2 separate regions of the Homo sapiens genome follow, and region 1 is linked to region 2. Evidence: read pairs that join two places in POLR2A ChIA-PET (ENCODE). Cell type or tissue: B cell. All regions are shown on one strand. Links, peaks and the distances in the headings refer to the core of each region. The heading gives the core; the rest is flanking DNA. Region 1 overlaps SLC38A12 (solute carrier family 38 member 12). Region 2 overlaps GRB2 (growth factor receptor bound protein 2).

Evidence for each region. ChIA-PET counts read pairs that join two places held together with the same protein. Peaks named below come from ENCODE experiments on the same cell type or tissue, not always from the same donor. Only the 100,000 strongest peaks of a DNase experiment are listed, where the experiment ranks them.
Region 1: POLR2A ChIA-PET joins it to region 2 with 5 read pairs; 1 of 35 experiments calls an interaction of 5 or more read pairs at or near these places.

The regions. Positions count from the first base shown.
Region 1 is chr17:74,831,412-74,843,139 of GRCh38, forward strand. SLC38A12 (solute carrier family 38 member 12) reads left to right here. Exons shown (of 10, transcript NM_017728.4): 10 at 4,516-8,342. The coding sequence ends at 5,276. GRIN2C (glutamate ionotropic receptor NMDA type subunit 2C) reads right to left here. Exons shown (of 13, transcript NM_000835.6): 13 at 10,612-11,728. The coding sequence ends at 11,024. Among named protein-coding and RNA genes, the nearest start is that of GRIN2C, 23 kb to the right of the region's middle. RefSeq lists an enhancer at 1-770 and silencers at 11,414-11,493, 11,574-11,633. In B cell, for the core only: a CTCF peak has its summit at 11,672; DNase peaks (open chromatin) are centred at 9,860 and 11,530; H3K4me3 peaks cover 417 bases; H3K27me3 peaks cover 487 bases.
Region 2 is chr17:75,351,604-75,363,663 of GRCh38, forward strand. The region is part of intron 2 of GRB2 (growth factor receptor bound protein 2); the gene reads right to left. Among named protein-coding and RNA genes, the nearest start is that of GRB2, 48 kb to the right of the region's middle. RefSeq lists a silencer at 485-813 and an enhancer at 672-831. In B cell, for the core only: no CTCF peak of the experiment used is centred there; no DNase peak of the experiment used is centred there; H3K4me3 peaks cover 564 bases; H3K27ac peaks cover 7,047 bases.

The DNA of each region.
Region 1 (11,728 bases), core at 3,729-11,728, 520 kb before region 2:
GTGACACAAGACAAATGCGGTGGCTTTTGCGTTGGCTTTTACTCAGATATTAAGAGAGAAGTCTTCTGCCTCCCCTTGTCATTTTGTAGCTGAGCCTTCCGAGGCCCAGCAGCCGCTCGTGTGACCTGTGTCAGCCTCCTCCTCTGTCCTCCCCTCTGCCTCCTCCCAGCTTCTCACTGCTGCTCTCCACCACTCAGAGCGGGACTCCCAGTGTGCAATTGTGGGTGGATGTGGATGCGGATGTTCTGGGCACTGCCTGTGATAGGCTCTTGGGGAACTGCAGGCCCTGCTGGGGGCCGACCCCCCTGCACATCTGACTGTGAAGTCCTGGGTGTCTGGTCCTTAGCATGTCTGGGGAGCACTTTCTGCTCTGTCCCGCCTCCACACCCGTCTGGCTTCCCACGCAGCCTCCACGAGGTGGGCGCAGGCTGTCTTGGCGGCTGTGGCTGAGCCCCGGGCGTCGGTGTGGCTCTTGGAGCCCTGCTCCCCATCGCGCATCCTGGCAGGGTCTCCATAACCTGTCATCCTCGTTTCATCTTGATTTATGATCAGACCTAATGAGTTTTTGGAGCAGCTGTCTCCCAGGGATGTGGCGATCAATCTAGGAGATGGCTGTTGAACTTTGCTCCTCCCGCAGCCAGGGGAGGCAGGGAGGGGCCAGACAAGGGGGTGGGGCCACAGGAGCCTCGCCAGGTGGGCAGTGGGGGTTAAGCCTCGGGCCATGGTCCCAGGACTCTGCAAGGTCAGGGCCCTGACCTCCCCTCTGTCCCTCCCTTCCTCCCTTCCTTCCTCCTTTCCTTCCTTTTCTCCCTTCCCTCCCTTTCCTCCATCTCCCAGGGAAACGAGCTTCTAGATGGTGCTAGTTTCTTTTGAATTTGCTGGTTTGGAGACCAGGCTGGAACAGTTCCCTTCACTCTCCACTCCCAGGGGACAGATCCCAGCACCCGCCTTCATATCCTCATGGTGGTGCCGAACTGGAGGGCCCTGCCCCCTCCCCAGGTAGCTGGGTTCACCTTCTGCCTCAACTGGGGCCATTTCCACTGGGAAGCTGGTCCTCACCCCTGTTTTGGGGGCGTGGCTCTTCTAGAACCACCTGTCCTTCCCGGATATGCTCCTCACCATGGCGGCCTCTCCCCCTCCTGGTGTGTGAGCGCCCTGAGTGCAGGTCAGGATTCATGGGTGAATGACCCACCTCTGCTGGGTGCACACTCGGTCTGCTCAGCCCCAGAGCTGGTGGCATCTCCATGCAGCCGAGCTGCCACACAGCTGGGTGAGCTTTTGACAGCAGTGCAGGGTGTGACCAAGGGGAGTTCACGAAAGCCCACATGGCCCTGCAGCTGCGCCTGCCCCGTCAGGTGTTTATCCCACTTTCTAACACTCTGGAATCACCTCCCAAGAGCTTCTAGCATCTGCTTCTGACTCGTAGGCGGCAGCAAACATCCAGCCCACGAAGGTAGACTTGGTTTTTGCAAATAGACTTGTTTAAGACAATCAAAAGAATGAAATGGGTGACTAATCTAGGTAATCTAGGTAGTGGCATTACGAGGTGAAACTAATTATGGCTAGAAGATCATGAAATCCTTTTTTAATCACCCATATCCGTGGCTTGTTTGTTTGTTTGTTTGTTTTGATGGTGGAGTCTTGCCCTGTTGCCCAGGCTGAAGTGCAGTGGCACAATCTCAGCTCACTGCAACCTCTGCCTCCCAGGTTCAAGTGATTCTCCTGCCTCAGCCTCCCGAGTAGCTGGGATTGCAGGTGCGCGTCACCAAGCCCAGCTAATTTTTAGGAGAGACAGGGTTTCACCATGTTGCCAGGCTGGTCTCAAACTCCTGACCTCAGGTGATCTGCCTGCCTCGGCCTCCCAAGGTGCTGGGATTACAGGCGTGAGCCACTGTGCCCAGCCGCCATGGCTTTGTTCTAGCTGAAGGTTCTAGAAGTTGTTCTACATCATTGTTGGTGTCAAAGGTGCCTCTTCCCAAGACAGCTGCTCTGGAGGACGCCAGTTAGAAGGTGTATGTTTCAGGGGTGTATGTGTGTGTGTACAGCCGTCTCATTTCTTTGGAAACCTACTTTATAAATTGGTTTATTTACCATGAGGAAATCCCACAGTCAGGGCTGTAAGGAGAGCTAGCTGCCTTTCTTTGGAGATGTGAGGCTGGGGAGTTAGAGGAGCAGAGAAGCACGAGCTGTGTCCAGGGCAGGAGAGAGCAGTGGCAGGGATGCTCACGTCCAGACAGCTGACCTCTTCCTGCCTTCTTGCCTGCTTGCTCACCAGACCCAGGGCCCAGGGCCGAGTGACAGACAGCTAGAGGAATTCTCCACTTGCCTTTTTCTAAGTTCATGCCAGCCTTGGGCAGGGCCAAGTGCCAGGTCTCAAGGTGGTACCTCGAGATGGCAGTGGCAGTGCAGGATTTGAATCTTGCCCTACAGCAGCTGCCCCCATTGCCCTGACCCTTGTGCCCCACTTATGGTGGCAGAACAGTCTGCTGCAGCCTCCTGAATAACAAATCACCAGGTGCCCCGGGCCCAGTCTGGCCTCTGTACCCCCACCCCATCCTGCTCAGCTCTGCTCTGTAGCCCTTTCTGGCTCACAGGGACTCCGCCTCCAGCCTGTCTGCTCTCTCCCCGGTACCCCTCCTGCACATCCTGCCCTGACACAACTCCTGTGGGGTGGATCTCTCACATAGGCACAGCTGTGCACACCCCCCTCTACCCACCCGCAGAAATCTCTGGGGCAAGCAGATTGCTCAGGGTCCTGGGCTGTCCCACAGGTGTCCTGTGCCATCCACCCCCAGTGGGTGAAGCTGGAGGCAGCTCCCTGGGCTGAGACTGGAAGGAGGAACTAGGTCGCCGCTTCCGCTTGACTGACCAGGGTTGGGACGATTTGTGATGTCGGGGGAGGAGGAGTCCCCAGGCCCTCAGAGTCAGGAGTGGCGGGGACTGGAGCGGGCGGTGAGAGGCAGAAACAAATCATCTTCTTTACCGGCAATTTTCTCAGGCCGGTTTCCACGCTCCCCTCCTCCCCTCCTGTCCCCGACAGTGTCAGGCAGTTCTGATTAAAAGTAATAGATGAAGATTCCATCTCACTCCCAGTGTCATTGTGGGAAGACATTGCCTGGTTTCCTGTGGGTCCCATCAGAACCACCTCTTCCTTCCAGGAGTCAGGGAGTGGGCCTGGCCCAAAGGGGACCATAGGATACCCAGCCTCCCACCTGCAAAAGAGCCCTGGGGCTCTGCGGGGGGCCCCAGACAGGAGCCACCGAGCTGTGAGCTGGCCTCTTTGGCCACTGCCCCTTCACACTTGCCTGTGCTGCTCACCAGGAAATGTCACGTGTCCCCGTGGGCTTCACCTGAGGGGTGAGGGCACAGGCTAGAGAGGCTGTCAGATATGTTCTGAACAGAGAGAGCAGGGCTTGGTCAGCTTCAGAACAGACACGGACACTGGTGGTCTCCGTGTGTGAGTAGCTAACCACGGTTCTGGGTAGCCCGGAGAGCAGAAGCGGGAGACACAGAAAGATCTAAGAGTGCCATCTCCTCAGAGCACTGGGAACACAGCCCCTTGTCCCTGCGGTGCGCAGGCTGCCTCTGGGGAACTCAGCCTGGAGGGCGTGCTGTGAGCCTGTCTCCAGTGGCAGCCCAGGAGGAGGGTCACCGTAAAGGGCTGCGAACTGAAGCCAGCCTGGTCTCCATCAGCAACGCAAGCTGTTTGCTCTGAACAGATGGGGCCACAGGCCCCCTTCCACTTCCACAGAGGGTCCCCTGTCCCCTAGCTGTGCTGCCAGGCCCAGGAAAACAGAGCCACATGCCACCTGCCTCCAGCCTCGGTGTCAGCAGCTCAGGACTCGGCAGTCCGCAGCCTTGGTCCTTGATGCTATTTCTGCCCTGGCGTGACCACTGGCAACTTCCTGCCTGCCCTTGGCCCCTAGGCACTCACCTGTCTGCCCAGGGCTCCCAGCACTCCTGCCTGTCGGCCTCAGCTGTGTCTAGCAGATGCCCTCGGCCCAGGAGGACACCTCCTCCCAAACACTCCATGCCCTTCTTCGTCTACCCCCCAGCACTCCAGCCTCACATTCCTTAAACCAAGGGAGAGAGGGTGACCCTGTGTCCTGACCCAGCCTGCTCCCTGCGAGGAAGCTGGCAGAGCCCCTGAGAGCCCTGGGGGTCTGATGAGGGAGCCAGGCAGTGCCTGCCCAGGACTGGCCCTCCTCTAAGAAGACAGAGTTGCTACCTCTGCAAAGCCGGACCACCCTGCCACTGGCCCCACTGCAGCCCTGTCCCCACATACCCAGGCCCCCTGCTCAGCAGGGAGAGGGGAGAACAGGACAGAGAGGGATGCGGGACCTTCCTCTGATGAGCAGCCACTGTTGAGCCACCCAAGAACAGGGCTGCATGAACATGCATTTAATGACTCTTTCTCACAGGGCTCTAGTCCCCGCAAAGGCGCCCCCCAGACCAGAAACTCAAGGTAGGGCCGTGCCTGTCCCCACCAGGTGACTCCTCTCTCTCGTTTCCCAGCTTTCGCCGTCATGATTGTGCTGGCCCTGATCCGCATCGGGCACGGACAAGGGGAGGGGCACCCGCCCCTGGCTGACTTCTCGGGGGTCCGGAACCTGTTTGGGGTGTGCGTCTACTCCTTCATGTGCCAGCACTCTCTGCCATCCCTCATTACCCCCGTCTCCTCCAAGCGCCACCTCACAAGGCTGGTGTTCCTGGACTACGTGCTGATCCTGGCCTTCTACGGCCTCCTCTCCTTCACCGCCATCTTCTGCTTCCGCGGCGACAGCCTCATGGACATGTACACCCTCAACTTCGCGCGCTGTGACGTCGTGGGCCTGGCCGCTGTGCGCTTTTTCCTGGGCCTCTTCCCCGTCTTCACCATCAGCACCAACTTCCCCATCATTGCCGTGACCCTGCGCAACAACTGGAAGACACTCTTCCACCGCGAGGGCGGCACGTACCCGTGGGTGGTGGACCGCGTCGTGTTTCCCACCATCACCCTGGTGCCGCCTGTGCTGGTGGCCTTCTGCACCCACGACCTGGAGTCCCTGGTGGGCATCACAGGGGCCTACGCGGGCACCGGCATCCAGTACGTCATCCCCGCCTTCCTGGTGTACCACTGCCGCAGGGACACCCAGCTGGCCTTTGGCTGTGGGGTCAGCAACAAGCACAGGTCCCCTTTCCGCCACACCTTCTGGGTGGGCTTCGTGCTGCTCTGGGCTTTCTCCTGCTTCATTTTCGTCACGGCCAATATCATCCTCAGCGAGACCAAGCTCTGATGGCAGGACAGGCAGGTCTAGTGACAGGAGGCATAGGGGCCCCAGCCCCACCCCTCGCCCGCAGAGCCCAGATTTAGTTGCTCCCAGGTCTTCATGGGGCAGGTGGGACTGTGGCTCTAGGGGAAACCCCCTGTCCAGCTGGGGTTGTTCTCCCCACCCACCTTCCACCCAGTCTGCACCTGTCCTCACTCCCCCGGGCAGCTCTCCCACCAGGTCCTTCTGCCTGGGTGACGCGTGGCTGCTCCCAAGTTCTAAGACTCATTACTGGAATCACACCTCTCCCACATCTTCCAACACGCTTCACCCCCAACCCTACTTCCAGGGCGGGCTACTCCCTGCACAATGGGAGATGCAGTGCTGGCACTGCCATCATTTGTCCCAGACCCATGCCCCTCCCCTCTCCTGCCCCATCCTGCGTCCTTGTCTAAGAAACCTCCACTAGCAGCTGCTGCCTCTTCAGAGGCGAATCCCAGGCTGGAAGTATCCTAGCCAGGTCTGCCTGTGACGGCAGGGCCCACCCTCCCACCAGGCCTGGGAGGCGGTAGGTGCCACCTCAGAGAGGGCCTGGCTGGCCCCATGACAAGAACAAGAAGTGCTAACTGGTACCAGAGTCCCCAGATAGAGCTGCGAGGGCCCTCGCTGTGGGCGCGAGCTCCGGAGTAGCAGGCTGGATGGAGCATCCCTTCTACAGGGACACAGCCGCCTGCCAGCTGGGCCTAAAGTCTGGAGCTTGTCTCTGAAAGGGACCGTCTGCTGCCCTCGCTGCCCCACTGGAGCCCTCAGGGCCTCCTACAGTGCAGGTGGTCCTACTAGAGGGAAGCCATCCCCACCTGGCACCTCAGCGGCTTGGCAGTGACATGGCAGTGGGAGGGCTCTGAGGTTCCCACCCTGACAATGGTCAGGCTGCCCGTGCTCCCACTCCAACACTAAAAGCGGCTCCCTTAGGGGCTGAGCGTGGGTGCTCAGTGTTCACGCTATATCCCTTGGGCAATGTGGGGTTGGATGGGGCCCCCACTTCCATTCCCATGGAAGGAGGCCAGGTCCCCAGCCACCTCCCACTCAGCCATGCACGCACTTGCTGGGCTGGCCTCCTGGGAAACACAGGTGACTCGAATGAACTCTGCATTTTCAACGTGCCTTCTACTGCTTCAGGACCTGGGGGTCCCCCTGACCCTCACTGGCTTGCCCCCAGCCCTGGGCCTGGCCCCACCTGTCCTGGAGCCCAGAGCCCCTGGCCTGGAGCTACCTCTCTGGGGTGGGTCTCAGGCCCCACCCCTCCCTCTTTTGAGTTCAGTGCCTTGCTCAGCCCCTCCCCTGTATCTCAGCGTCTTCAGACCTCTGACAGAGCGACGATGTAGGGTCTCCCGGGGCCCAAGGTGGTCTCAGGGTCAGGGGTGGGATTTGCAGGGAACTCGGGGAGCCCACGGGCTGCGCCACCTCTGCCCTGGCAGCTGAAGCCTGGGAGAGTCCCTGCGTGGTGTAATTGGCCTCAGCCCGCTTTCTCTGTGCCGTCGCACCTCAGTGTTTCTCATAGCTTGTCCCCACGTGTCACTTTCCATCCACGGGAAAAACAAATGCCCCTTCTCCATCTATCATTGCGACTTCCTCCCAGGAGGCCTCTCAGGTTGGGTAGAGCAGGGGCCTGCAGTGGTCAGGCCAAGAGCAAGGAAGACCTGGCTGCCCCACTGTGGCTGAAAACTCAAAACATCTGGAACTACCCTTCTCCAATTACGTTCCCTCTTGCTTAAAGACAAAGCTAATTAAATCATCCTGCCACCCGAGGCTCCAAACCAAATCTTGGACGCAAATTCATTAGCTTCATAAAGCCCAGGTTGATTTATGTGACAGTCTGGAACCGCCCAGCCATGGAGTCGGTGGCCGTGTTCCCTGCCCTGGAGGGAACTGGCCAGCAGTGACCACATCGCTGATGCCAAGTGGGGACCCTCACCACTGCCGTTGTCTAGCTGCTTTGCTCCTCAGTGTCCTCCTGCTGTAAGTCAGATGAGGTCACCTTCCTCTCCATCGATGCCAGGCTTCTGCCGCTGACGGCCAATGGGGCTTGGGGCCAGGGGCAGAGAACCCCAACAGCAAGAGAGCCCCAGGTGATGCTGGCTCTCCACGTGCATCCGGCACGTTTCACTGCAGCCATCATCAACTTGGCAAAGTAGGCAAGCTCAGCTTGTGGTTTCCATTTTGCAGATGGGCCCCCGGGGTCAGTGATGGGAAGAGCAGAAGAGGATGCCAGCCCAGCCTGGCCCAGGAGCAGGTGTCGTTGTGGAGGAAAGCTTAAACTCAACAGCCTCTACCCAACATCTGCCACCTGCATGGCCCCAGATGCCCCCGGTGCAGGCCAGGTCAAGGTGGGAGTAAACTTTCTTTGCCTCCCTCCCCACAGAAGCACCAGACCCACCTGAGCCCCAGAGCCTCATGCCAGCAGCTCCTGGCTGTTCCTCACCTGAGGCTAGAGCAGCAGCTGCCAGCTTATAGATGGGGCGGATGGCAGGTGATAGACTGGGAAGCACTGCTGGGTGGTGGAGGTGGGCAGTGGCACCATGACGGGCCCCTAGCCACACAGCTGTCCTCACTACGGGGCAGGGAGCAGCCTCGGCAACAGGCAAAGGCCAGAGTCAGAGTGGTGGGGAGGACAGGGGCTGCTGCCCCGCTCCTGGAAAGCCACTGCAGAGGGGCAGTGGCTGGCAGTGCCAGGCCTGGGGGAAGTGGAAGCGTCCTGTCTGGGGGCAGATTCCCAAGCAAGGGTGACCCATGGTTAAGGGCCACTGGAAAGCTGGAGAGAGCTTGGGATCCCTTCCACCTGGGGCCAATGGTGTTGATTGCAGACTGGAGGGGTAACCTCCGCTGAGGGTCATTATGTGCCAGGCATGGCATTGGGTACTTTCTGCATTGGGACCAGGCAGCCGGGCCTGCCATTTGAGGCAGCGAGCCTCCGTGACCTGTCCTCCCTCATTTGTAAAGTGGGGTAACAGCTATGTCACTGGCCAGTTGTGGGGATTAAAGTGCTGAGCTTAGTGCCCAGCCCAAAATGCTCAATAAAGCTATTCAGTGATACCTGTTTCCCACATCACTCACCAGCCATAACTACTTGTAGCCAGGGACCCCTGACTCATTAGGACTCAAGACACCTACCTGGTTTCATAGCCTTCTAATGAGTTGTCGCCGGGTTGCAATTCAGAAACAGAAAATTGGTCTGAATTCTCTGGAGTCTAGAGGGCTTTGGGGATAGGGGTTGACTCTGGTTCCCCAGTCCCTTAGGAAACTTGAGGACAGTCCTCCCCTTTCAAAGAGCAGGACAGGCTAGGCTGGAGGGTCCTGGCTGAAGACATCAGCCTGCCCTTTTGCAAGCTCTGCCCTCCTCCCCCACACACACCTGGCTCCCTGCAGAAAGCTGGCTTGGACCACAAGCCGCTCAGCTAGACACAAGGAAAAACAGCTACAGCAGCAACAGAAGGGACCCCAGTTAGTAAGATTTTCCTGCTCTGAGGCCAGCCACAAGGGCCTCCCTCTTTCTGTACCTCACCCAAAGAAAAACAATGGTATTTGAGCATGTGGGTCGCCAGGCCCTTGTTTATGATGCTTTCACATCTATAGCCTTACTTCTCTCTCCTCTCCCCTGCCACGCTTTCTTTCCTTCCCTTGGTGGTGCAGGAAGCCAGGCCAAGCTAGTTCTGAACTCAGGATGCAGCCTTCCTGCTACCTGTCCCCCAGGACTCATATCCTCCTGCCCCCCCCCCCCCCCCCCCGGCCACAAATATATGCCTAGAGAAGGAACAAGGCAGCCAGTGCCTGGCCCAGGAGCAGGAGCGGCCCTCCTCAGAGCCAGCAGCAGGCTCGGCTTCACATTGGAGGCTCAGCTCTTAATGATCTTTCCAGTTCTTGGTTATTAATGATCTTGGGCAGAGAGCAGAGCAGCCCTGTCCTCACAGCTCCTCCAGGATGCCTCACCTGCCACAGCCTTCCTCCCAGGGCCAAAGGCAGACCCTGACTCTGGGAGGAGGAGGGGCTCGGTTCCAGGGGCTGGTGGCCAACAGTTAACCCTCTCACTACTAGTGGCTGCAACCAAGGTCAAGCTCCCTTCCAGAGTGCTGGCCTCCAGCACTCACCTAGACACACTCCCAGCCTGCTGTCCTGAACCTGGATCCAGCCCATAAAAACCCATAGGGTAGAGAGCGTGAAATTGTGTGGACAGGGCCACCCACTCTTGGGGTACTCTCCTACCAAGAATGGAGGTGTATCTCCCCCTACCGTTTCAGCTGCCTTCACCCCTAAAACTAACCCAAAAAAAGTCCAGTTCTCATGGCCCCAACCCAAACAGTGGGGTCTTCAGAGACTAAAGAGGCAGCCTGGCTTCCTGGGAACCAGCAAGGAGCTACGGGGGAGGGCACTGGCAGAGACAGCCAGCACCGCCCCTCGCAGCTTCCTCTCTGTCACGTGGAATTAGCCTCTGGCCTGCCTCCACCCAACTTGTCAGGACAGCCAGGGCTTGGCCTTTACATCTTCAGCCGTTAGAAAAGGGTCTGACAGAATCAATAGTGCTCACTGTTTGTGGAACGGATAGAAGGAATGCCTGCTTGCTCCACAGTCATTGTAGGGGGGATAAGTGTGATTGCAGATGTGAAAACATTGAAAATGGTAAGCACAAGCCATCTTTTCAGATGGGCCAGAGGCAAAGATGTGTGATAGAAAAAGGAAGTGGGCTAGAAGCCCCAGAGGGAGAAGAGGATGAGACCGCAGGCAGATTCTCCCACCACAGGAGTCCTGGCACCAGCGAGGCCAAGCTGTGCCTGACCCTGGCAGCCACCTGCCCCAGGATTCCAGAGCCCAGGCAGTTCCGAGCCTCGTGTGTCAGCCACGGAGAGAATGCGGCCAGCCAGGGTTTAGCAAGCCTACAAGCTCCACACCTTTCTCTGCCTCTGCCTCTGCCACCATGGCACTGTCAGGCTCCCCAGGGCGTCCCTGGCAGGGCAGGACAGGACAGCCACTACCCCTGGCACAAGCCTCCCTTTTCAAGGAGACTGAGGGATGAACGCCATCCATCATCACCAGAGCCCCCGTGCTGAGCACACGTGTTACATCCAGTGCCAGGATGGGTGGGAGCTGGCCCTGAATACCAAGTGGCTTCTGCTGCCCAGAGCCCCCTCTCAGCCTCACCTCCTTCCCACATCCCTCCCAGACACTCCCAAGGCTCCGCCTCCCCAAGAGGGACCTGCCTACCTGCTTTAGGCAAACATCCCACCTGGGATACTCTCATGATGCCCTGTTGTCTATGGCCTGTGCTGTGCCCCTTCCAGAATGCAGAATGAAGCAGCCAGGACCAGTGTGTTGTAAAAGGTTGGTTTAATGTCCCAGTGCTCTGATGAGAAGAAACTCTAGCCAGGTAGAGCAAGGATCGGGATGGCCCTGCCTCAACCACAAGTTCCAGCCTCCATGCCCACAGCAGCCATGACCAGTAACTGGCTAGCCCCAGGGAAGGGAGAGCCTCAGGAGTCTGACCCCCACAGCACACCCTCCTGGCAGAACTCTGCGTGAGAAGAGGACAGCAAAAGCCCAGCCCTCACCATGATTTGAGGCTACTGAGGTCACTGATGACCATGGAAGACATCATCTGTCACTGGGGTCCCATGGCCAGGATTTCATGGCAGAAGCCAGAAAAGCCCAATCCTGCCTGCCGCTTAACCCTGACAGTGGCAGGCAGAGAATCCAGCTGGCTCGGAGCCTGAGTGGCTGATAACTCACACTTCTGACTCCAGACTGGAGATCCGTCTCCAGGTGCAGGGTCCCGGGAAGCCTTGCGTCCCACGGGCTACCCTGCTGATCTCGTCCAGTCCCCCACTGTCTCTGTAGCCTGTGCCCAGCCCCAGAGTCCTGCCCCTGTGCCCCAGAGGCCCCCAGGCCCCGGAGAGCCAGGAGCCGTGGCTGGCACAGGGTGGAAGGTGAGGACAGACAGCCCCCCAGCAAAATGGCAGGTGGGCGTGGGCGTGCAGGCAGACGTGCTGTCTGTGCTGCCAGGCGGGGGCCCCTGCCTGCTCGCCCTCCTGGCAGGCCTCCCGGTAGATCGGCAAGCACATCGACTGCGCCTGCGCCAAGCGCCTGCAGGCCGAGTGGCCGTCGGGGCGGGCGCAGGCGGGGCCGGTGCACCCAGCGGGCAGCGAGCTGGGCCGAGCGAAGGCCTCGGCCACGGAGCTGGGCAGGGAAGCGTGACGCGGGCGCGAGCCCCGGGCCCAGGCCGCGTGCAGCAGGGCCTCCCGCCGGGCCAGCTGCTCCGGACCGAGCAGCGGCAGGTCCTCCAGCTCCGGGAAGAGCGGGAGGAAGGGGCGGCCGGATCGGTCGGCTCGAGGAAAGGAGCTGTAGTGACAGCGCGCGGGCGACAGGGGCCGCTCGGAGGCCGAGAGGTGCCTCCCGCAGTGCCCGGTCCGCACCGGCCACCGCGCCTCCCA
Region 2 (12,060 bases), core at 2,613-10,612:
GATCATGCCACTGCACCCCAATCTGGGTGACAGAGCAAGACCTACCTCCAAAAAAAAAAAAGTTTAATTATTCTCCACCATAAACAAAGACAAAGAGAAAGAAAATATATTAAAGGGATAATCCCTCACCTAGAAGGAATGATCCCATTCTTCGAGAATATAGGTGATATCTTAATTGTTGTACAATTAAAAACAGCTACACCAAACTGCTCATAACCAATTACCAATTCAAATAAATATATAGAAAATCTTTACAATCTATGAAAATTCTAAGTAGTACACTCTGACACATTTTATTCACTTATCACGTATAGTTACTTCACTTCAAAGAGTGACATTAGGGGGCTTACAAGACCCCAAGTACAGGCCTTTGCATTAAGAAAATGGACATCAGGGTTCAGGATATAAAAACCTTTTCCTAAGCATCTCTAATGGAATCGGAGACAAATATAACTATTGTTAACAGGCAGGCTAAATTAACTACCTCCTTTTGCTGCTAGACCAGAGGCTTCTCTAGTAATTAATTACCCAGGTCCTGGCCTCCTTCAGGCAGCTACACAGCTCAGGAGGAGCAGGTTCAGGTTCACTGGGAGGGCTGGGGGGCAGGGCAGCCGCAGCACAGCCCCTGCTCTTGGCAGGCACCATCATGAAGAGACAAGCTCAGCCTTGCTCCGCCTCTAGTTCTTTCTCTAAGCACCTACACGCTGCTCCATGTGAAAAATCAGCACTTTTGTCCCACAGAACTGTCACAACCTGCAGAGAAGAGAGGGACTAAGACGGCTAAATGATAGGATGTATTAACGCAAACAACAGGCTTGTCAGACCCGCAACTCCAAGTTACAAGAACAACTTCCTGATTTCATGTTGTGCTTAAAGGAGAAATGTGTGTACAATCCCATGATTCTGGGTCAGGCCCCAGTACCAACAGAACATCCACGCTCCCTGGAAATGGAAGGGTGACCAGGCATAAACGGTTCATTCTCCTGCTCACAATGACAAGTAGTTTCCCAAAGGAGAAAAGCGATCAGACATATTATGTGACAACTAAGATATCCCTACTGTTTGCAGCTACAGCCTGGTATCACTCAGCCTTTATGATCCCCTCTATGCAGTAAAAGTGTTTTAATGTCACGGATGTCTATGTATAATAAATCAATAATGATTAAGGCTATCAACTCTGAACTGACTAGCACCAAAATTTCCAGTTTTCTCTAGTTGAATTTTCATCATCAAGCTCACAAGACCGTTCTCTGGGAGAAAAAGTTAACTTGTTTTTTTTTTTTTTTTAAAAGACATAGTTGGCCAGGCACAGTGGCTCACGCCTGTAATCCCAGCACTTTGGGAGGCCGAGGTGGGTGGATCAGAAGGTCAGGAGATCGAGACCATCCTGGCTAACATAGTGAAACCCTGTCTCTACTAAAAATACAAAAAATTAGCTGGGCGTGCTGGCGGGCACCTGTAGTCCCAGCTACTCGGGAGGCTGAGGCAGGAGAATGGCGTGAACCCGGGAGGCGGAGCTTGCAGTGAGCCGAGATCGCGCCACTGCACTTCAGCCTGGGCGACAGAGCAAGACTCCGTCTCAAAAAAAAAAAAAAAAGACACAGTTGTACCTTGTATTCATGGGGGACTGGTTCCAGGACCCCTGCATATACCCAAATCTGTGCATACTCAAGTCCCACAGTTGGCCCTCTGCGTAAGTGGGCTGTGCATCCTGTGAATACTGTCTTTTTGACACACATGTAGACTGAAAAAAATCCGTGTATAAGCGGAACCATGCAGCTCAAACCTCTGTTGCTCAAGGGTCAACTGTACTTCCTTTACTGGTTGGGCTTCTGTATTTCCTCGAGTTTCTATGCCCTTAAAAAAAAAACCATTTTTACCGGGCGCGGTGGCTCACACCTGTAATTCCAGCACTTTGGGAGGCCAAGGCAGGCAGATCATGAGGTCAGGGGTTCAAGACCAGCCTGACAACACGGTGAAACCCCGCCTCTACTAAAAACACAAAAATTCGCCAGGTGTGGTGGCACATGCCTGTAATCCCAGCTACTCAGGAGGCTGAGGCAGGAGAATCGCTTGAACCTGGGAGGCAGAGGTTGCAGTGAGCCGAGACTGCGCCACTGCACTCCAGCCTGGGCAACAACAAAAAAAATTCTGGCCAGGTACAGTGGCTCATGCCTGTAATCCCAGCACTTTGGGAGGCCGAGGCAGGCGGATCATCTGAGGTCAGGAGTTCAAGACCAGCCTGGCCAACATGGAGAAACTCCGTCTCTACTAAAAATACAAAAAATTAGCCAAGCATGGTGGTGCATGCCTGTAATCCCAGCTACTTGGGAGGCTGAGGCAGGAGAATTGCTTGGACCCGGGAGGCGGAGGTTGCAGTGAGCCGAGATCACACCACTGTACTCCAGCCTGGGTGACAGAGCGAGACTCTGTCTCAAAAAAAAAACAAAAACGAAAGGGTGCGTGAGGGGCAAATGTTTTGAGTCCTTGCATGTCTGGAAATGTCTTGATTCTATGTTTATACTTGAAGGCTATTTCGGCTGGGTATAGATTTCAACAGAATCCTGGGCTGAACAGCATTTTCCCTCAGAACTTGGAAGAGACATTGTTTTCTGGTATTCAGAGTTGTACAAGCAAAGTTTATTCATGGTCTTTTTTTTTGGGGGGGGGGGGGAGATGGAGTTTCACTCTTGTCTCCCAGGCTGCAGTGCAATGGTGCGATCTCTGCTCACTGCAACAACCTCCACTTCCCATGTTCAAGCGATTCTCCTGCCTCAGCCTCCTGAGTAGCTGGGATTACAGGTGCCTGCCACCACAACCGGCTAATTTTTCTATTTTTAGTAGAGATGGGGTTTCACCACATTGCCAGTGCTTCTCGTAGGAACACAAACCCTACTGTAAACTGCTCACGCGAGGGATCTAGGTTGCCCGCTCCTTGTAAGAATCTAATGCCTGATGATCTGAGGTTGAACAGTCATCCTGAACCATCTCGACCCCCCACTTCCATGGAAAAATTGTCTTCCATGAAACCAGTCCCTGGTAGCAAAAAGGTTGGGGACTGCTGGATTCAAGAATTGCTGGAAGAGCCCACTGCAGTCTTCCAAAAGATGTGACAGCTATTATTCAAACTTCCAGAAAGAGAACAGTGAAAATAGAAGAAAAGACACTACGAAATGTTTTTTAAAAAGGAAAAACTTAACTTCTCATAGCTGATGAATATGAATTTTCAGATAGGAAGGGCGCACTGAGAACCCAGCCATAGTGAATAAAAACAGATCTATGGCCGGGCACAGTTCATGCTTGTAATCTCAGCACTTCGGGAGTCTCCCAAGTAGTTGGGATTACAGGCACATGCCAACATGCCTGGCTAATTTTTGTATTTTTAGTAGAGACGGGGTTTCACCATGTAGGCCAGGTTGGTCTCGAACTCCTGACCTCAGGTGATCCACCTGCCTTGGCCTCCCAAAGTGCTGGGATTACAGGCGTGAGCCACCGCGCCTGGCCAGGACCTGTACTCGTACTTTTGTCCCTGTTCCTAGCAAAACAAAATTCTACGAAGGTGCTGAATCCCATCTCTTCTTGCCTGCTCAAGGACATTAACTCAGTTATTTTCCTTTCTTCTGCATCATCAATTTTAATTAAAATCTCTACTGGATTTTTCTAATCAACAAATAAAAATGCTGTCATTTCTCTCATCTCTGGGAGTGGGGTGAAAGCAGACTTCTTTTGACTCTACTGCCTCATCTCTCTGTTCCCCTTTAAATCAAAACTTTCTGGAACAGTTGTCTATACTCTCTGTCCCAGTTCTCTCCTCCTCCCCAAACATCTTGTTATAAAAGCTTTCAAGCATAAAGCAAAGTGAAAAGAATTTTACAGTGAATACATTTATCCATCACATAAATCGGGGATGTCCAATCTTTTGGCTTCCCTGGGCCATACTGGAAAAAAAAAAAGGTCTTAAGCCACACATAAAATACACTAACACTAATGATAGCTGATGAGCTTAAAAAAAAAAAAAAAAGCAAAAAAATCTCATAATGTTTTAAGAAAGCACAAATTTGTGTTGGGCCGCCTTCAAAGCCATCCTGGGCCACATGTGGCCTGCGGGCTGTGGGGCTGGACAAGTTTGACCTAAGTTATTTGCTCTGTCACATATCTATCCATCTATATACATCCCTCTCTCCTATTGATGTATCTTAATTTTCCTTTCTTCTTTTTTTTTTTTTTTTTTTTTTAAAGAGACAGAGTCTTGCTCTGTCGCCTAGGTTGGAGTGTGGAGTACAGTGGCGTGATCTCGGCTTACTGCAACCTTCGCCTCCCGAGTTCAAGCAATTCTCCTGTCTCAGCCTCTCGAGTAGCTGGGACTACAGACGCACGCTGCCATGCCCGGCTAATTTTTTTTTGTACTTTAGTAGAATCAGGGTGTCACCATGTTGCCCAGGCTGGTGTCGAACTCCTGAGCTCAGGTAATCCACCCGCCTTGGCCTCCCAAAGTGCTAAGATTACAGGCATGAGCCACCGCACCTGGCCCTATCTATCTTAATTTTTAATGCATTTCAAAGTTACAGATATGAGTACATTTCCCCCTAAATACTTCAATATACATATTATTACCTATATTTAAATATTTGGGCCAGGTACAGTGGTTCATGCCTGTAATTCCAACACTTTGGGAAGCTGAGGCAAGAGGTTCGCTGGAGCCCAGGAGCCAAGACCAGCCTAGGCAACATGTTGTGAAACCCTGTTCTCTAAAAATTAGTTAGGTGTGGTGGTGTGTACCTGTGGTCCCAGCTACTTGGGAGGCTGAGGCAGGAGGATCGCTTGAGCCCAGGAGGTCGAGGCTGCAATGAGCCATGATCACACCACTGTACCGCAGCCTAAGTGACAGGGCAAGACCCTATCATTCGTTCTTTCATAAATATTAGTTTGCATGTATAATTTACATATCTGCTACCTTTGAGATAAAGAACACATCTATCACCACAGCAAGTTTCCTTGTGCAGCTTTCCCTGTGCATACCCATCCTCTCTGAACCAGCTTCCAAGCACGATTCCGCTCGTACCACTCTACTGAAACTACTCAAGGTCACCAATCAGCTCCTGTTGCTGAATCCAAAGGTCAATTCCCTGCCCTCATCTGACTTGGCCTATAAGCAGGGCAAAACAGAAGTGATCATTTCCTTCACCTTGAAGCACTTTCTTGGCTTCCAAGACACATCATTTCCCAGCTTTTCTTCCTACGTAACTGGCCACTTCCTGTTGGGTCTCCTTTGCTAGTTTCTTATCTCACTAACTTTTAAACATTCAGGTGCCCCAAGGGCTCCATCCCTGGAACTCTTTTCTTCTCCATCTACACTCATTCCTTTAGTTTCCCCATCCAGGCTAATGGCTTTTATAACATCCCCAAATGGAACACTTTTCACTTTTACCACCATCATTCTGATCCAGCCCTATCATTATCTCTGCCTTGGATTACTGCAGTGGCTTCCTAATCCGTCTCACTGCTTTCACTTTGCCACCATCAGAATCTTCTGAATCCTGCAACCAGAATTAGCATCATTAAAATGTAAGGCAGAAATGTTTGAGGGTTTTTCTTTTTAATTTTTATTTCTCACTCTACACTGATGTAGTTAAGTCAGAAATGTCACAGCCAAGAGGAGTCTAGAGAGATATGATGACTAGGTATAATGTGGTGTCCTGGATGGGACCGTAGAACAGAGAAGGACACTGGGAAAAACTAAGGAAATACTGAATCAAGTATGAACTTTAGTTAATAATAACGTATCAATATTGGCTCATTAATAGTAAATACGCCATAATAATGTTAGTAATAGGTGAAAGTGAATGTGGGGCATATGATAACTCTTTGTACAACTTCTCTATCAATCTAAAATTGTTCTTTGAAAAAATAAAGTTGTCTTCTTTTAAAGTTGGACTGTCAGGTCATTTGGCTTAAAATCCTTCAATGGCCCAAATATTCCATTCCTCAAACATCTGGTGCTCCCTGACGGTCTATTCATGCTTAAAACTGAGGCAGGCCAGGAGCAGTGGTGCACGTCTGTAATCCTAGCACTTTGGGAGGCCGAGGAGAGTAAATCACCTGACGTCACAAGTTCGAGACCAGCGTGGCCAACATGGTGAAACTTTGTCTCTACTAAAAATACAAAAATTAGCTGGGCGTGGTGGCAGGCGCCTGTAATCCCAGCTACTGGGGAGGCTGAGGCAGGAGAACCGCTTGAATCTGGGCAGCAGAGGTTGTAGAGAGCCAAGATCGCGCCACTGCACTCCTGCCTAGGCGACACAGTGAGACTTTGTCTCAAAAAAAACAAAAAACAAAAAACAAAAATTAGCTGGGCGTGGTGGCGCGTGCCTGTAGTCCCAGCTACTCAGGAGGCTGAGGCAAGACAATCGCTTGAACCCGGGAGGTGGAGGTTGCAGACGACATGCATGAGCCACCAACCACCATGTCTAGCCTGAAATTACCATTGATGTAATCTAAATGATGGTCTTTGCTATGTTAGTCAAAGGTGAGCTCTCTGGAATTGATTTTTTTAATCCTTTAACCTAATTATTAGGTTCACTGCCCACACAAGTATAGAGGAAGAAAATAGCTAAGTAAATAAATATTTAAACCAAAAATGTGGCCACAAGCCCTGTTAAAATTATTCCAAATTGCATTTTACCTAAATTGTTAGAAAAGAATTCAAATATTTAACATTTTGACTAGAGTTTTAAAACTCCAATTCATGTTACTAAATATCTCCTACACTATGGGTGGAGTGTGTTTTTGTCTGTTTTAAATTCCAATTTAAGTTGCATTCTAGCCTCTTTCCATTATTTATCTGTGGCATGCTCATTCCCCATTACCTTTGAGTGTTTGCTGAGTGGTTAGCTCTGTATATTCATGGCATTATCCTAAAACGGAGAAACATGTTAACACTGACAGAGCTGTCATTAAGATCATTAAGAGTAACAGACAGGGCCAGCCGCGGTTGGGCATGCCTGTAATCCCAGCACTTTGGGAGGCTGAGGCAGGCGGATCACGAGGTCAGGAGATCAAGACCATCCTGGCCAACATGGCGAAATCCCATCTCTACTAAAAAAAAAAAAAAAAAAAAAAAAAACAAAAAATTAGCTGGGTATGGTGGCACATACCTGTAAATCCCAGCTACTCAGGAGGCTGAGGCATGAGAATCACCTGAACCCAGGAGGCAGAGGTTGCAGTGAGCTGAGATTGTGCCACTGCACTCCAGCATGGCGACAGGGCAAGACTCTGTCTCAAAAAAAAAAAAAAAATTATATATATATATATAAATATATATATATATAAAATAGGCCAGTGGCCCACACCTGTAATCCCAGCACTTTGGGAGGCTGAGGTGGGTGTATTACCTGAGGTCAGGAATTCAAGACCAGCTTCACCAACATAGTGAAATTCTGTCTCTATTTAAAAAACGCAAAAATTAGCTCGGTGTGGTGGCACACGCCTGTAATCCCAGCTACTTGGGAGGCTGAGGCAGGAGAATCCCTTAAACCCAGGAGGGTTTGAGACTACATCTCAAAAAAAAAAAAAAAAAAAAAAAAGAGGAATAATAGACAATACAACTTTGGTTAAATTGTCTCCAAATAGCTGATGGCTCATACATGTGATCTAGCACATTGGGAGGCCAAGGCAGGAGGACTGCTTGAAGCCAAGGGCTCAAGACCAGCCTAGGCAACAAAAGTGAGACCCATGTCTACAAAAAATACAAAAATCAGCCAGGCACGGTGACACATGCCCATAATCCTAGCTACTTGGGAGGCTGAGGCAGGAGGATCACCTGAGTCCAGGAGTTCGAGGTTGCAGCGAGCTATGATCATGCCACTGCACTCCAGCCTGGGTGACAGAGTGAGGCATTGTCTCAAAATAATAATAATAATAAATAATAATAATAATTTCAGATTGGTGTGAGTAAGCACAGCACTGAACACAAAGCTCTCCATGGCCCAGACCTTGCCTAACTCCCCAATCTCCACCTGCCAGTCCCTGTCATCTCCTGCCTTCCTGCCTTGAACTCCAAGTTTCAACAACACTAAAGCTACCTGCGGTTTCCCAACTGCCAGAATGTTTTATGATTTTCACACTTGTATATGTTGTTCTCTCTGCCTAAAATGGCAAACTCAAGACCTAATTTAAGAATCACTTTCTTCCCACCACTGAACCATGTATACCTGTCTCAATATACTCTTTTCTCTACTAAATTGAACTACTTGTGGGTAGTAGCCTCGGCTATTAATCTTGGTATATACTCAAGGGCATTCAATAAGTGTTTGACTTGTCTTGGAAAGATAAATGTTGTTGGAAAAAGTGGTGTGTTACAAAGTTCTTTCTGTCTTAAAAAAAAAAAAAAAAAGACAGACTGGGCATGGTGGCTCATGCCTGTAATCTCAGAAATTTAGAAGGCTGAGGTGGGAGGATTGCTTGAGGCCAGGGGTTAGAGACCAGCCTGGGCAACATGGCGAGACCTTGTCTCTAATATACTTAAACAGTCAAATTAAAAAGAAATCATAAACGATCTCCCAAATGTAAACAAGGAAATGTGATTATGATTTTTTACTCTGTTTTATTTTTATTCACAATAAACAAATGCATCAATAACTTAAATCTCAAAAATATGTTTTCAACAGATTACAAGTTTAGTCCTCCCATTACTATCTTAGAAACATAATTCTGGACAACAGGAACTAGTTTTCTGTGTCTGGAACAATTCCTGGTAATTTTAAGCCCTTCACACACAAAAATCAAAGGACCAGATGGGATTTTAGAGTATTTTCCAATCCATATTCCTATCATAAAGCCTAGTAACTGAAGTCACAAATACAAGCAAGGTAATTATCTGATTTTAGAAGGCTTCCACAGAATTCACAGAAATGTAATCCCCTACTGATTCAACTGAGGTCAAACTCAACACTAGTTCACACAGGACAGCAAAACACCATCATTACCACTTGTGTCTGTACAGTAAGGAGTGACCTAATACAAAAGCAAGGTTTGTGGGGCAAAAAGGACACACAGGGACCTTGTGGCATGGGCCCAGCTGCTCCTGCTCACCTTGCTCTCTGCCCACTTGGCTTCTCTGGGCCTCAGATAAATCCCCTTATAAAATAAGAGTCCTATGATGCTATGTTCTTTTTCACTTTAAACTTTTTTCAATTTTTTCTGAGACAGGGTTCTTGCTCTTTCACCCAGGCTGGAGTGCAGTGGCGTGAACACAGCTCACTACAGCCTTGAACTCCCACCTCAGCTTCTGGAGCAGTCAGGACTACAGGCATGTGCTGCCACGCCCAGCTAATTTTAATTTTTTTTTTGGTAGAGATGGGGTCTTGCTCTATTGAACAGGGCTGGTCTCAAACTCCTGGCCTCAAGCGATCCTCCCACCTTAGCCTCCCAAGTGCTGGGATTTCAGGCATCAGCCACTATGCCTGACCTAAAGTCAAACTTTTAAAAGGTACAATATATTGTGTACCTGTTACACTTCCTTCCTGTATTAAAGGCAACCCTTCCCAGAGATAGTACTTTTATTTTACAGATGAACAAACCAGAGCTCAAAGAGGTCAGATGTCTTGACCACAAACAGCTAATAAAAAGAAAAAGTGCAATTCAATTCAAATTCCAGTCTGTGTTGTTCTCAAAAACATTTTGCGAACCTGTCTTAAACGAGGACAAGGGAACAAACTAAACTACAGAGTGGCAAAGATCCAAATGCACATCTTTCCTTCAGGCAGTATAAGGACAGAAAAATAGGACAAGATGGTCTCCTATGCTGTGGGAAAGACAGGGAAATCCTCAGAAAAATGGGTCTAAACACTTGACTCCTAAAAATGTCATCATAAATCCTATCGTCTCCTTACCAACTAACTGCGTAATTTATCAGGAAACACTACTTCCTTCATCTATCTAGACTTATCATATTACAAAGGTACCAAGTTATCTACTTGCAAAAATACCAAATATGGTATGAGGGAAATACTCATACACAGAGTCTGAGGAGCCATCCTTAAAAATTATGGAGTGGGGAGACGGTGATGCATGCAGGGCATTAAACTCCCCACCAAACTAGGGGGAAAAAGCTTCCCAATTTACTAAGTTTTAATATCCCTGAAAACATTAGGATTTCATGAGCAAAATATATTACGCTCATTACATGTCCATTACTAACTGAGCAACTCTATTAAAATGAGAGATGAGAGGATTGCTTGAGGCCAGGAGTTCGAGACCAGTCTGTGTCTTTATTAAAAAAAAAAAAGGGATTATTAAAATAATATTCATTTCTTGTCATACTTGGTATTTTTTCAGATTTTTTCCCTCATGTTTAATGCAACCACTAGGCTCTCCAATACAAGGAAAGTATGTAAAGCACTGCTTGTATTCCTGGTTAAGTGTCAGAACCACATACATTGTGCCATAATAATCCTAAGAGTACCCACTGGCATTCCTGAAGCACTTCAGCTAGTGACACCATTCATCACCCTCAGGCCCAGTTTTAGAGATGAGAAAAATAAAGAAGGGCCACTAGCCTCTCCAGGACACAGATACGTAGGTCCTACAGGTCCTCAAAGGGGAGAGCCCCATATCTCAGTCTTTTTATTAATCATCATCACCTCCGCCATGTCTTTGTAGACATTTTTTCCTTAATTACCACTTCTCATGAAATTCTGATACCACAGATGAAAATACACATATATTTATGTACTGTACTGTTTATCTGTGCTTTATGCATGAAGAGTTGAGTTTTGTTTTTTCACCCTCCAAGAACCAAATTTCAATCCTTTGAGGGAAAAATCAAGACCTAGCTCATTCACTCCACCAAATCACTCAGAACACACGTAAGTCAGAAACTATTAACAAGTTGGGAGCCAAAAGATATTTTTTGATGTGTTGGTTTTACCAGTCAGCAATAGATACAAGGGCTTAATAATTTTCACTTTATCCCTGTTCTTAGCATTTTTATTGCTGGGTGTTAAACAGAAACAGAAGTTCTATCTGTTGTAAAGTTTATTCCACTGGCCTCATTAGGTACATGGTTTTTGCCTTACTTTAAAAATTCTAAAACTATACATGCTCCCACCCACAATATCATGCTTTTGTATTCAAAATCTAGCCAACTTGCTCTGCTCCTGTGTGGGTACCTAAGTACAATGGTGTGTGGGCCAATCTTAAAAAGGGCAGAACAGCCCCCCACCTCCAGCCAAGCTCACCCAATTACTAATATGACAAATACTGACAGCCAAATAAAGTACTACAGTTAAATACTAAAGGCTTTCCCATTTTGGGGGTAGAGGAAGGAAGAGGGCTAAGCCTAGGGAATGGAAAGGAAAAAAATTATGACTGCTTGAGGTGGGTAATAAAAGGAGACAGAAGGGAGAGTAAGTGCTCTAGGTGCCCAGCAGAAAGTATAAAACCCTTTTAAAAGCCCAGCAGACAGTTTGTTCTGGACACCATATTTCATAATCTATTCCTGTCACAAAGTATGTGTATCTGTTTGATTTGGGGGAAAGGGAAGGCTATTTTCCATCCCATAGATCTCCTGGTTTCTAATTTTAAGAGCCAAGAGTCCCATTCTCAAAGATAGGGTAGCACCTCACCTAAACTATCTTCTTTGGTCAATGTGTGCCCTGTACCCACTCATAAATAAGGAACTGCCAGGTCACAGGTCACCTCTAAAATCAGTTACAGAGGATAGGCTACTTTTACTTCCACACAGTCTCATTTCATTTTCTGCTTCTAAACTTTCTCCATGGAGTATCTTTTCTACTCTGGAAAGCTATGTGGATTGTGGTGAGGAGAGTGATAGATACACTGTCTATTATTTCAGGAAACCAAAAGTACAACAAATGCAAGGAATGTTATACTCTATTTACAAAATGCTTTACTAAGTCTCACGCTTATTAAATCACAACTCTGAATTTTTGCTGAGCTTAAGAGCAAACTAGCGGGCCGGGCATGGTGGCTCACGCCTGTAATCCCAGCACTTTGGGAGGCCGAGGAGGGTGGATCACCAAGTCAAGAGATCGAGACCAT